Regions from separate parts of the Homo sapiens genome. Here region 1 is linked to region 2. Evidence: read pairs that join two places in POLR2A ChIA-PET (ENCODE). Cell type or tissue: OCI-LY7. All regions are shown on one strand. Each heading gives the region's core, and the rest is flanking DNA. Links, peaks and the distances in the headings are about the cores only.

Region 1 (7,110 bases), core at 2,652-5,151, 2.0 Mb before region 2:
TTTTCATGAATCTATGTAACTCACCAATTATCTACCACATTTTCTTGTGGAAACGTATTCATTTTCTACGGCAAAAATGGAATAGACATTTTTCCTCTTCTTTTTCTTGGTAGCATTCTGAAAGCTAAGCTTGAAATTCTGTTTGAAATCACCCAGCCATTAAAAGCTACACCTGAGAAAACTTGTAAACTCACTCTGGGAAAGAAAAAGGTAAGTGAAAATTTTTAACAAATGAAATATATGATTAATTTTTTTGAATCCCACGTCTTTTATGCCCTTTGTAAATATTTTTCTACCTTTCAAGCCCTACTAATATAATGTAACCTTACAGCTAAAAAACAGGTGAAAATAAGTGAACAAATCTCTTCAAGGTGACAAATCCAGGAATGGCAGTGCTGGTTAAATAACAGATGTGTCTGACTCACGTTTCAAGTCAGGCCATTCAATCACTTGAGAGATCCTTCCACCCACTCCTGCTCACTTATGTGCTCAAGAACCACCCATTCAGGAGACACTGCACTATTTTTCGGTGACTGCCCTAGGTGCATTTTACTTTGCAAGTTCTTACACCATCTCACTGGAGTCAGTTTGTTGTTGTTTTTGTTGTTTGTCTTTCGGGATACTATTTTTTTGGTCACATATTTTTCACTGTTTTTTACTCTTTTTCTTTTACTATATTTATTTCACTATTCTTCTGCTCCCTTACAGAATCCAGGGGGCAGAAGTTATTACTGTGTTTGTTCCTCATTACCAGCATCTGATTGGCTGACAAGCAATTTGTCTCCATGAAATGGAAGCAGGGTTGGTAGAAGACAATTTATTCATTATTATTATTATTATTATTATTATTATTATTATCATTATTATTATTATTAGATGGAGTTTCACTCTTGTTGCCCAGGCTAGAGTGCAATGGCAGGATCTCGGCTCACCACAACCTCTGCCTCCCGGGATCAAGTGATTGTCCTGCCTCAGCAACCCCGAGTAGCTGGAAATTCAGGCATGCACCACCATGCTTGGCTAAGTTTTTTGTATTTTTAGTAGAGCATGTTTTTCAAGCTGGTCCCAAAGACAATTTTAACATATCAAGGGGTTACCTTTTCAAAATAAGAGTACTCCAGAAGATTCCTCTCAGCCCCAGGGTATCCACTTGCCCCCTTGACAGGATACACTCCATACCTCAGGTCGTCCTATGGGAGAAAATAAACCAGAAGCTGATATCCACTAGACACTCTAGCTGACATAACCATGGCAGATATCTCGGTTTATCCCCAGATAATACTGAAACCCAGGACCGGGAAAAAACTAAACGGTGGCTGAGGACACATCACCCCATAAATTTTCCAAAGCAGAACTCTGACCCAAAAAAATTCCGATAACATCTCTGTGCCTAGAAAGATAAAAGGAAAAGACACACAGAGATTTTTTGCAACACAGTGTCAGGGGATTATTATTTGCTTTCTTTTCATGGAAAATATTTACAAACAGATAACAAACCTTCTTAAAAGTACCATTGGTCTGGGTGTGGTGGCTCACGCCTGTAATCCCCACACTTTGGGAGGCCGAGGCGGGCGGATCACCTGAGGTCGGGAGTTCGAGACCAGCCTGACCAACATAGAGAAACCCTGTCTCTACTAAAAATAAAAAATTAGCCGGGCGTGGTGGCTGGCACATGCCTGTAATCCCAGCTACTCGGAGGCTGAGGCAGGAGAATCGCCTGAACCCGGGAGGCAGAAGTTGCGGTGAGCCGAGACCATGCCACTGTACTCCAGCCTGGGCAACAAGAGCAAAACTCCGTCTCAAAACAAAAAACAAACAAAAAAACCCCCAAAACACCATTTATGCAGGGCGCAGTGGCTCACGCCTGTAATCCCAGCACTTCGGGAGGCCAAGGCGGGCGGATCACCTGAGGTCGGGAGTTCATGACCAGCCTGACCAACATGGAGAAACCCTATCTCTTCTAAAAATACAAAATCAGCTGGGCGTGGTGGTGCATGCCTGTAAACCCAGCTACTTGGGAGGCTGAGGCATGAGAACCTCGTGAACCCGGAGGCGGAGGTTGTGGTGAGCCGAGAATGTGCCTTTGCAACAAGAGTGAAACTCCGTCTCAAAAAAAAAAGAAAAGAAAAAAGCACCATTTAATGCCTTGCCAAAAAATAATTAATTAAAATACGGTATAAAAAAGTACACTACAAAATAAGTGGCCAGGCCCGGTGGCTCACGCCTGTAATTCCAGCACTTTGGCAAGCTGATGCGGGCGGATCACCTGAGGTCAGGAGTTCGAGACCAGCCTGGCCAGCATGGTGAAACCCCCGTCTTTACAAAAACACAAAAATTAGCCAGGTATGATGGCGCGCACCTGTAATCCCAGCTACTAAGGAGGCTGAAGTGGGAGAATTGTTTAAAACCGGGAGGCGGAGGTTGAGGTGAGCCGAGATCGCGCCATTGCACTCCAGCCTGGGAGACAGAGCGAGACTCCATCTCAAAAACAAAACAAAACAAACAAAAAAACACAAATACGTGATAATGTGAATTAGGGAGGAAAAGCTGGCATTTGGGAACCCCAGAAGAAATTGGAAATTTAGTATCTTACTGCAAGCAAGAATGAGGTTGGAGTAATGAGGGATGGGGGTTAGACTTAAGACCCTGATTGGGACCCAGGTGAAAAATGCAGCAGAAAATCAGTTCCCTGTGGAGTGTGAAAATAATTAAGTGGCAGGCAATTAGACTGAGGTTTCTCTAGTCCCTGGGTTCCTACTTCAATTTAAAAAATCTAACTCAGGCGCATTATTTTTAATTACTAAATTCAGAGAAACAAAATTGAGGCTTCACCTACTATAAACTGCCAATTGAGCTCCGATTACATAACCAGGAAATTTTCACCTTTAATGTACAAATTAAAAAACCACGTAACTGTACCTAACCAATTACTAAATTTGGTTTTCTTCATCATGCATTTTACAAAAGACTTTCTTTCAAGCCTCTCCCATAGACCACAAACTAAAAACCACAGCTTGGTGCTCTACAATTCTAGAACCACTTTTTGATTAAATTATTTAATAAGTTAATTTTTTTTTTGAGACAAGAGTCTCGCTCTGTCGCCCAGGCTGGAGTGCAGTGGCACGATCTCGGCTCACTGCAAGCTCTGCCTCCTGGGTTCACGCCATTCTCCTGCCTCAGCCTCCTGAGTAGCTGGGACTACAGGCGCCCGCCACCACGCCCGGCTCATTTTTTGTATTTTTAGTAGAGACGGGGTTTCACCGTGTTAGCCAGGATGGTCTTGATCTCCTGACCTCTGATCCGCCCACCTCGGCCTTCCAAAGTGCTGGGATTACAGGCGTGAGCCACCGCGCCCAGCCTAGAACCACTCTTTGATTAAATTCTTTTAATATTTTTGCAGTGACTCCCATTAACTTTTAATAGGAGATAATAGGAACTGGGAACCCCACGGAACAAACCTCTTCCCATTCATGAACCCGCACCCCAAGTCAGGATTCTCCCCTGACGACCCTCCCACGGTCCCTGCACAATCCGGTAGAGAAGCGGCGCTGCGGGTGCAGAGATTCCCCAGAGAGGGCTCCAGGCAAGGGCACAGTCACTATGCAGGGAAGAGACAGGACGCCCGGGGGCCGGGCTGTCGGCGCAACCGCCATCTTATGGCTGAAGGCGACTGAGGCCGAGCTGGGCAAGGAGAACTCGGGGCGCAGATTGTAGAGCTGACTGCGGGGAGGCCTGAGTCTCGCCACAGCCACTTCCCACCGGTTCCAACCAGCCCTTCCCCTCTCTCGGGATGTTGGACCCCGCACTCTCACCATTTCTAGGCTTCCAGGGTGTCCCGGCGTCTTAGCTGTGGATTCCCAATACCTGCAGGTCACAGGACCAGAGGCTGGGCCTCTAGGAGCAGAGGACACAGAGCAGTGAAGACGAGACCCGGAGTTCCAGCGGCAGCCAAAGACAAAGAAGCGGACAAATCCCGCCACATCCCGGAAGCCGTCCTCTCCGCTCAAGCTGCGTGCCTGATTGGACAGTTCCCAGCCCAGCGTCGCTGATTGGATAACGTTTAAAACCCCACCCTCTCAGGCCCTGACTGACAGAAGATGTAATTAGATGCTGGGCTGAATGAAGAAAGAGTGACCGCCTAGGCTGCAGCCTTTTCAGGCAGGGCTTCCTCCTTGAGCTGAGATAGGCCCACCCCAAAGGGTATTTGCATTCAACCTTGCGTATAAGGTCATATGCATTTGTAAATACTATATCATATGGCTATACATAAATGAAAAGGATATAATAACAAATGTTTTAAAATTTCAGGGTTTTTTTACTTTCCTGGCTTACGGTCCTTTGAGCAGGCAGCCTGAGATTTTAAAAAGGAGGTAATCCTCTGAAATAAAATGTGAGCCACGTGAATTTTGAATTTTCTGGTAGCCAAACTAGAAAATTAAAAAGAAACAAGGGGCCAGGCATGGTGGCTCACGCCTGTAATCCTAGGACTTTAGGAGTACAAGGCGGGCAGATCAAGAGGTCAGGAGTTTGAGACCAGCCTGGCTAACATGGTGAAACCACGTCTCTACTAAAAATACAAAAATTAGCCGGGCGTGGTGGTGGACATCTGTAATCCCAGCTACGCAGGAGGCTGAGGCAGGAGAATTGCTTGAACCCGGGAGGCGGAGGAGGTTGCAGTGAGCAGAGATCGCGCCACTGCACTCCAGCCTGGGCGGACAGAGCGAGACTCCGTTTTGGGGGGTGAAAAATATAAAGAAACAAGAGGCCACGCGCAGTGGCTCACGCCTGTAATCCCAGCACTTTGGGAGGCCGAGGCTGGTGGATCACGAGATCAAGTGATTGAGACCCTCCTGGCAATATGGCTAAACCCTGTCTCTACTGAAAAAAATATAAAAATTAGCCAGGCGTGGTGGCGCATGCCTGTAATCCCAGCTACTGGGGAGGCTGAGGCAGGAGAATCGCTTGAACCCGGGAGGCAGAGGTTGCAGTGAGCCGAGATTGCGCCACTGCACTCCAGCCTAGTGACAGACTGCAACAACAGCAACAACAACAACAACAATAACAAGGAACAGGTTGAATTGATTGTAACAATGTAATTAACCTAATATATACAAAATATCATTTTAATGTGTGAGGAATATGTAATTATTAATGAAGTATATAAATATTTGCAACTAAATTTTTGAAAATAACTCTGTGTTTTACCTTTCTAGCATATCGCGGTTCAGACCAAGCACATTCCAGGCACCCAGGAGCCACACATGGCAGCTCTGATGTCAATGGTGTGAAGGGCCAGAGGGGAAGGAAGGGCCTCTCCCTACTAACATCTATCTTCAGTTCTGAGGTTGGAACAGATAGTGGCCATAGAAAGAGCTGAGGGCAGCAGAAATAAAATAACCACAGGTAAACCACTGCTTACCACCTGTTGCCCACCTTTCTTTTAGAGATTAGGCTGTGAACATAGGATGATGGAGCTTAGGAGAAAAAAACTCTGTGTCTTCAGTTCTGCCCACATTCTTGGACTCCAGTGTTTAGATACAGAGAAAATAGATTAAAGGCAAACTTATTTTGCTATTTGGCCTTGACCCTAATTGCGAGGCTGTGGTTATCTGTTTTCTCCTGTGGTGTGGGGACTGTGCGAATATAAACACCAATCACATGCATACATGTCTCCCAGTATTTCTGCATTACCCAACATTCTCTTTCAAGACATCCAACTTTAAATTAGGGGAAGAAATCAGTACCTAGAGGGTGCCCACTGTTAGAAGGCAACAAGTAATCAACCTGTCACTGAATCCTGGCATCCTATCTGCACTGGTGCATGTATTAGTTAGCTATTGCAGCATAACAAATCATCCAAAACTTACTAGTTTATAATTAAGATGATCAGCCATTTAGGCTGGGTGAGTGGGGCCGTTCTTCTGGTATCAGCTGAGCTCTTTCAGACTGGTATCATCAGCTGCTTGTTGACTAGCCAGCTGTACTTCTGGGGGTGATCTTCTGCTTCTGGGGCTCAACAGGGGCACCTTGCTTCTCCTCCTCATGGTATCTTATTTTTAAGCTTGCTAACATGGGCTTTATTCATGGAGATTGCAGCATTCTGAACAAAAAACAGAAGTATTCAAGACCATTTGAGCCTGGGCCCCAAACTAGCCCACTGTCATGTTCACAAGTTTCTACTGCCCTGAGCAAATAAGGCCAGCCAGATCTAGGGTTTAGAAGACAGATTCTGGATCTTGATGGAAACAGCTGTAAAAGCACCTGACAATGGGCATAGATACAAGAGGGCAGAAAAATTGCTGCCATTTTGCAATCAGTATCAGTCTACCTTTTTTGCATATGTGGTATATAGAGCTTCTCCACATCAACAAACATGTCCAAAGACCCACGAGTACTAAGTGACTGGAATAAGACTCAGGATCAACTTTATCTGACGCCAAAGCCCATGCACCTCCATAGATCATACTACTAAAGTAGCTGCCCTGCCCTAGACCCTTGAAATCCTGGAGAGTGACACTTCTACAGAATAAGTCAGATTCCTTTTAGGTTTGTGTTCATATACTACTGTTTATCACTGGAAATAATCCTCTTAAGAAATTGCAGAAGAGGCCACGTGCAGTGGCTCATGCCTGTAATCCTTGCACTTTGGGAGGCCAAGGTGGGTGGATCATGGGGTCAGGAGTTCCAGAGCAGCCTGACCAACATGGTGAAACCCTGTCTCTACTAAAAATACAAACATTAGCCAGACGTGGTGGTGTGCACCTGCAATCCCAGCTACTCAGGAGGCTGAGACAGGAGAATTACTTGAACTGGGGAGGCAGAGGTTGCAGTGAGCTGAGATCGTGCCACTGCACTCCAGCCTGGGCAACAGAGCCAGCCTCTGTATTAAAAAAAAAAAAAAATTTGCAGAAGAACACAGTGGCTCACACCTATATTTTTAGCACTTTGGGAGGCTGAGATGGGAGAATTATGTGAGCGCAGGAGTTCCAGTGCAACCTGAGTAACATAATAAGAGTTTGTTTTCATGACAAAAATGAAGAAATTAGCCAGCCATGGTGGTGCATGCCTGTAGCTGCAGCTAGTTAGGTGGCAGAGGCAGGAGGATTGCTT
Region 2 (7,110 bases), core at 1,792-4,291:
GTTGTGGTGAGCCGAGATCACGCCACTGCACTCCAGCATGGGCAACAAGAGCAAAACTCTGTCTCAACTAATTAACTAACTAACTAACTAAATAAAATTAGCCTGGCATGATAGCATGCGCCTGTAGTCCTAGTTATCTGGGTGCTGAGGCAAGGGGATGGCTTGGGCCTAAGAGTTCAAAGCTGCAGTAATGCCAGTGTACTCCAGCCTGGGCAACGGAGTGCGACTCTGTCTCAAAAAAAACAAAAAACTGTTCTGATGTATTAAGAATTTTAGACCAGCTTAAATGATAACAATTCTCAAAGGAAAAAGGTCAGAAGCAGCCCTGAAGTCTGTTCTCTTGAAGCTCCTTTGGAGGTTAAAGTCTACATATACAGTATACCATTACAGAGTCTAGATGGCTGATTTCACTGGCCATCATTGCTTCCTGATTGAAAATGTTTATTGAAAGCTCAATTTAAGGCCCGGTACGGAGGCTCATGCCTGTAATCCCAACACTTTGGTAGGCTAAGGCAGGCAGATCGCCTGAGGTCGGGAGTTCGAGACCAGCCTGACCATCATGGAGAAACCCCATCTCTACTAAAAATATATAATTAGCCTCATTACACATTACTCATTCTCCTGCTGAGGCAGGAGAATCGCTTGAACCCAGGAGGCGGAGGTTGCGGTAAGCTGAGATCACGCCATTGCACTCCAGCCTGGGCAACAAGAGCGAAACTCCGTCTCAAAAAAAATAAAAGCTCAATTTAAATACTATTTTGAGTTTAATCTTGGATCCTACTATAGCACATTTTAACTTTCTACCTTTGGAAGCAATTTTGGACTTTTCTTGCCAATGTGATCAGCTCAAACTCTGACTTTTAGAAGAGCATAACCTCCTCAGGTCAAGGGAACTCACTTGGCTGTTTTCAACTCCAGGTCTCTGCCTGTGCCCATGCTATGCCTCTTCTCAGAACACCTAGCCACTTAAGAAACCTAACGGCTGGGAGCAGTGGCTCACGCCTGTAATCCCACACTTTGGGATGCTGAGTTGGGCAGATTACGAGGTCAGGAGTTTGAGACCAGCCTGGCCAACATGGTGAAACCTCATCTCTACCGAAAATACAAAAATTAGCCCTGCATGGTGGCAGGCGCCTGTAATCCCAGCTACTCGGGAGGCTGACGCAGAAGAATGGCTTGAACCCAGGAGGTGGAGGTTGCAATGAGCTGAGACTGCACCATTGCACTCCAGCCTGGGCAACATAGCGAGACTGTCTCAAAAAAAAGAAAGAAAGAAAGAAAAGAAAAAGAAACCTAACAAACAGGTCGCGCACAGTGGCTCATGCCTGAAATCCCAGCACTTTAAGAGGCCAAGGCAGGCAGATCACCTGAGCTCAAGGTTTGAGCCTTTTTCCCAATTACCCCATCATGTTTCCTGAGGCACTTCAAGTCCATATGGAGAGTACAGTAAGGTGAGGCTGTAGGGGTTAAAGCTACAATGAACTAAGGGATCTCAACTGGGAAAAATCAACCAAACTAGGAACTTCCAGATCACTGGCCTTCAGACATGCTCAGCCTATTGGCCCAGTGTCAACTGGTTTGTTCTTGGGCAGTATTAACATCCACAGATTGTTGTCCAACCTCAGGTGCCAACCTCAAGAGAAACGGTCAGCCTAAATATGATTTTTTTTTCAGACGGAGTTTCACTTTTGTTGCCCAGGCTGGAGTGCAGTGGCATGATCTCAGCTCACTGCAACCTCCGCCTTCCAGGTTCAAGCGATTCTCCTACCTCAACCTCCCTAGTAACTGGGATTAGAGGCGCCCACCACCCAGCTAATTCGTATTTTCAGTACAGACAGGGTTTCACTATGTTGGCCAGGCTGGTCTCAAACTCCTGACCTCAGGCGATCCACCCGCCTCAGCCTCCCAAAGTGCTGGGTTTACAGGTGTGAGCCACCGTGCCCGGCTCCTAAATATGATTCTTTAACAACTACCTTTACTAGGCATCTACAACAGTCTGGCCGCTTGCTGTATGCTTACAAACAAACCAGCCCACAAACGAGGATTTGAGTTTAATTTTGAGGAAACTGAGGCTCAGAAAGAGTAGGCCACTTGAAGTTAGGCTATTTTTCTAAGGTCACATGCCAGCAAGTGGTAGAATCAGGATCAAGCCCAAAGTTTTTTGGCTCTAAAGTTTCTATGGCACAGGGACTCCCACCGTACTTTTATAAAGCAAAAAGCTGTAAGTAACTGCAAACGATTCTTCAAGAACACACTCTTCCTGAAGGACCTATCTACTGTCGGATTCTTTAAGTTCCATACACACCTCCAGGCAGCTCTTGGTGCAGACAAGCTCCCGAGGGGAACACTGTGATAATATAACAAGAAACCATCTTTTTGGCCGCCCTGCCAGATAGGCCTCTGAGTTTGTGGGTGTATTAGTTGAGACCCCAAAACTGGCAAGTACAGGTCCACTGGTGGCTTCCAGCTCTGACAAAGCGGCTTACCAAGGAAAAGGGGTAACTTGAACATGTTTTCTATTTTTTTTTTTTGAGACGGAATCTCGCTCTGTTGCCCAGGCTGGAGTGCAGTGGCATGATCTCAGCTCATTGCAAACCCCGCCTCCTGGGTTCAAGTGATTCTCCTGCCTCAGCCTCCAGAGTACCTGGGATTACAGGCGTGCACCACCACACCTAGCTAGTTTTTACATTTTTAGTAGGGACGGGGTTTCGCCATGTTGGCCAGGCAGGTCTCAAACTCCTGGGCTCAAATGATCCGCCTGCCTCAGCCTCCCAAAGTGCTGGGATTACAGGCGTGAGCCACCGCGCCCGGCCTTGAACGTATTTTCTGTGCTCAACTTGGAGCCCAAGAACTCAGCCTGTAAGGAGGGAGAACAGGAAGTCAGGAGGGAGCAAGCATCCACTTCCCAAGGGCAGCAGAGCCCAGAGGTGGGAGCCTGGTCACATGCACAGTTGCATTACTTGTCCACGCCCACTTCCGGCCTGGGCCTGCCTCTCCACCTCCAGAGTCAGAACTTGGGTGGAAGGGAAAAAAAAAGACAACCAGAAACTCTCCTTCTAACACCCTCCCTCTTGCCCTCGAGGCTGTGCCCAAAATGAATATCCCGCCTTGCTCTCCAGCCCCACCTCTCACAGATACACTTACTTAAGAAAAGCACCTGTCAAATCTAAGACTTCCAGCCTTGCCCAACATAAAAAAGTCTAAACAGCACCTTCCCAGTCCCAGTGTAAGAGGAAAGCCTGGGCCGGGAGTGGTGGCTCACGCCTGTAATCCCAGCACTTTGGGAGACCGAGGTGGGTGAATTTTCTGAGCTCAGTTCAAGACCAGCCTGGGCAACACAGTGAAACCCCGTCTCTACTAAAATACAAAAAATTAGCCAGGCATGGCAGCATGCCGCCTGTAATCCCAGCTACTCAGGAGGCTGAGACAGGAGAATCGCTTGAACCTGGGAGGCAGAGGTTGCAGTGGGCCAAGATCACACTACTGCACTCCAACCTGGGCAACACAGCGAGACTCCATCTCAAAAAAAAAAAAAAAAAAGAGGAAAGCCCGGGCAGAGGGAAATCCATGCACCAAGAGTCTACCAATACATAACAAAGCAGTCATCTATTGGAAATCTCATTATTCCTAAACCACCACCAACACCCAGGCAGCCCCAGCTTGTCTGAATGTTTTTAAGATTTCAACAAGGGAAGGGCTTTTAGAGCGGTTTATCACTTAGTGTAATATGCATTGCCATGAAGAAATGCCACAGGATTCCAAAAACACGTCTCCACTGACTTCAAGAAAGGCAAACTTGGCCAGGCATGGTGGCTCACACCTGTAATCCCAGCACTTTGGGAGGCCTAGGCGGGAGGATTGCTTGAGCTCAGGAGTTCGAGACCACCCTGGGCAACATGGTGAAACCCCCATCTCTACTAAAACACAAAAAATTAGCCAGCCGTGGTGGCAGGTGCCTGTAATCCCAGCTACTCGGGAGGCTGAGGTAGGAGAATCACTTGAACCCAGGAGGTGGAGGTTGCAGTGAGCCAAGATCACGCCACTGCACTCCAGCCTGGGCGACAGAGCAAGACTGTCTCCAAAAAAAAAAAAAGAAACAAAGGCAAACCTGAAAATGCTCCCTGCCGTGACCATTCTAGTTTCTCTCGTTTCTCCAAGATTACAGCCACAGTGGTCATGAATCAACTATCGCCAACAATCAAGTAGGAAAATGCCATAATTTCTGTCTCCTTTTAGAGACAGGAAACAGGAGCCCAGTGAGGAAATTAAAGAGGTAGTGAGGTTTCACTTCTACACCTCCAAGAAACCCCACCTGAAGCTCCCAATGAGGGTAGCTGCAGCACTTAGGGATATTCTCAAGAAACCTCACAATGTTCTTTCATTCATTTGCTTGTTTATTTGTCTGCAACTAAGATGTAAGCTTCTGGAAGGCCAGCTGTGTCAGTCCTGCTCACTGCCAGACCCCCATCACCAAGCATGAAAATGTTTTATCTTAGGCATGAAAGTGTTTGTTCCTGAATTATTTGTTCGCATAGGAAGTTACATGGGCCAGAAGATTTAACACTTTCTAATTTTTAATGTAATGTAAATTGCACTAGAAAACACACATACACCATATCTTATGGCCACACAAGTAAAGCTCTTAAGTGTTCACTTGTCCCTTATAATTTTTTTTTTTTTACACGGAATCTCACTCTGTCACTCAGGCTGGAGTGCAGTGGCCCGACCTCAGCTCACTGCAAACTCTGCCTCTCACTCAGGTTCAAGCCATTCTTGTGCCTCAGCCTCCCGAGTAGCTGGGATTACAGGCATGTGCCACCACGCCCAGCTAATTTTTGGATTTTTAGTAGACAGGGTTTTGCCATTTTGGCCAGGCTGGTCTCAAACTCCTGATCTCAAGTGATCCCCTGCCTCAGCCTCCCAAAGTGCTAGGGTTACAGGCGTAAGCCACCGCACCTGGCCCCTTATAAGCCAATTTAAAAGAATAAACTGGCCAGGCACGGTGGCTCACGCCTGTAATCCCAACACTTTGGCAGTCCGAGGCAGGCAGTTCATAAGGTCAGGAGTTCAAGACCAGCCTGGCCAACATGGTGAAACCCTGTCTCTACTAAAAATACAAAAATCAGCTGAGCGCAGTGGTGCACACTTGTAATCCTAGCTACTGGGGAGGCTGAGGCAGAAGAATGGCTTGAACCCAGGAGGCAGAGGTTGCAGTGAGCCAAGATTGTGCCACTACACTCCAGGCTGGGTGACAGAGCAAGACTCTGCTCTGTTTCAAAAAAAAAAAAAAAAACTTGACCGGACGCAGTGGCTCACGCCTCTAATCCCAGCACTTTGGGAGGCTGAGGCAGGTGGATCACGAGGTCAGGGATTCGAGACCAGCTTGGCCAAGATGGTGAAACCCCGTCTCTACTAAAAATACAAAAATTAGCCAGGCATGGTGGTGGGTGCCTGTAATCCCAGCTACTCGGGTGGCTAAGACAGAGAATTGCTTGAACCCAGGAGGTGGAGGTTGCAGTGAGCCAAGATCGCACCACTGCACTCCAGCCTAGGTGACAGAGCGAGACTCTGTCTGGAAAAAAAAAAAAAAACACACACACAATAAACTTGGGCCAGGCACACACCTATAATCCCAACACTTTGGGAGGCCAAAGTGAGAGAATCACTTGAACTCAGGAGTTCAAGACCAGCCTGGGAAACATAGCGAGACCCTGTCTCTACAAAAATACAAAATTAGCCGGGCATGGTGGCGCATGCCTGTAGTCCCAGCTACTCAAGAGGCTGAGGTGGGAGGATCACTTGAGCCCGGAAGTCGAGGCTGCAGTGAACTGTGATTGCACCACTGCACTCCAGCCTGGGTGACAGAGCACAAGACTCTGTCTCAAAAAAAAAAAAAAAAAAAAAAAGGAAAAACTCTTATTCAAAAGACACACCAGTATAAACAAAGGCAGTCAAGTTTCTGAGAGGATGAAGTCAAACTTAAAACTAGAAATCAAAAATAACACCATCCATTCATTTGGATGGAACCACTTGACACAGTAGTTATTTCCCAATTCCAAAAGAGGTCAGCTTATTTCTTATCATCAAGATCCCACAGGGATTTAATGCCCCCAGTGCTGTCTCCAACAGGAAGGAAACCCTGACTTCCCTAGCTATTTCAGTTCCATAAATCAACAGTTTTTATCGTCCAGAGTTAGAAGCTGGGCAGTGTTTGGACCCACATGCCTTTTAGACCTGCCCACCAACAGATAACCACATTACATTACATCTAATAAATGTACCTAGATCAATATCATTTCTAACTATCCAAGGTTTTTTATTGCTGTAAGGATCCTTCAAGTAAAAAAAAACAAGTTTAAAAAACTTCCTGTTAGATAGAGACTTGGTGGTGGCCCCACCATCCACCAAAGTGAAGTCTGTGGTACACAAGAGACATAGCATAATTTTAAAGGGGAGAGTGATCCCTTTAAAGTTGTTTACCTTAGTTCTTATATTTTAAATATAATAAATTTTGCTCCTTTCCCATGTAATGGAATAACTGTCCTTAAAAGAATTGAAAGAAATTTAAGATTGGTGCATATTTCTTTGCTTCAATACCAAAGTCAGTGTGTGTCTATATATGTGTGCATGAAAGAGAGAAAGAAAGGAGGGAAGGAGGAAGAGAGAGGGTATATTTCCAGGAAGAAAACAAACAAAAAAACCCACAACCCTTTCTTCAAACATAGGAGCAGCCCACCAGGGGCCTAGTTCAGATTTTCACCCATTATTTCCTCCTGGGTTTTAGCCGTCAGGGGCAGAATGCCATCTATTCCCATACTAGTAAGTGAAGAAGGCTGGGCCTAATTCACCAGCCATGATTCTATGGCTTTTACTAATTGTTAAGAAAAAAATCCTCTCAAGAAAAAAATTTTGTAAAATGTCCTGTCCACTCCCCTCTATTCCACTGCCCCCCGACCCCTGCCCCAGCCTCTAAGCTGAGTTAGCATCTCCACAGCCCTCTGGGCCTTGGGAGCTTGAGGTGCATTCTGATCTCCTCGTGGGCACTAAGCCACACACTGGCCCTCTCAAAGTACTATTATTGTGTGGCGTCAAATGGCTTTGTACATCACT

What was found. ChIA-PET counts read pairs that join two places held together with the same protein. Peaks named below come from ENCODE experiments on the same cell type or tissue, not always from the same donor. Only the 100,000 strongest peaks of a DNase experiment are listed, where the experiment ranks them.
Region 1: POLR2A ChIA-PET joins it to region 2 with 6 read pairs; 2 of 35 experiments call an interaction of 5 or more read pairs at or near these places.

Annotation. Positions count from the first base shown.
Region 1 is chr19:21,355,846-21,362,955 of GRCh38, reverse strand. ZNF738 (zinc finger protein 738) reads right to left here and starts at 3,956. Exons shown (of 5, transcript NM_001355237.2): 1 at 3,813-3,956; 2 at 1,098-1,190. The coding sequence starts at 3,815. RefSeq lists enhancers at 3,595-3,894, 4,686-5,243. In OCI-LY7, for the core only: no CTCF peak of the experiment used is centred there; DNase peaks (open chromatin) are centred at 3,625 and 4,035; H3K4me3 peaks cover 1,639 bases; H3K27ac peaks cover 856 bases.
Region 2 is chr19:19,390,876-19,397,985 of GRCh38, reverse strand. It overlaps a transcript of GATAD2A not described here. Among named protein-coding and RNA genes, the nearest start is that of GATAD2A, 11 kb to the left of the region's middle. RefSeq lists enhancers at 2,144-2,997, 3,019-3,108. In OCI-LY7, for the core only: no CTCF peak of the experiment used is centred there; a DNase peak (open chromatin) is centred at 2,975.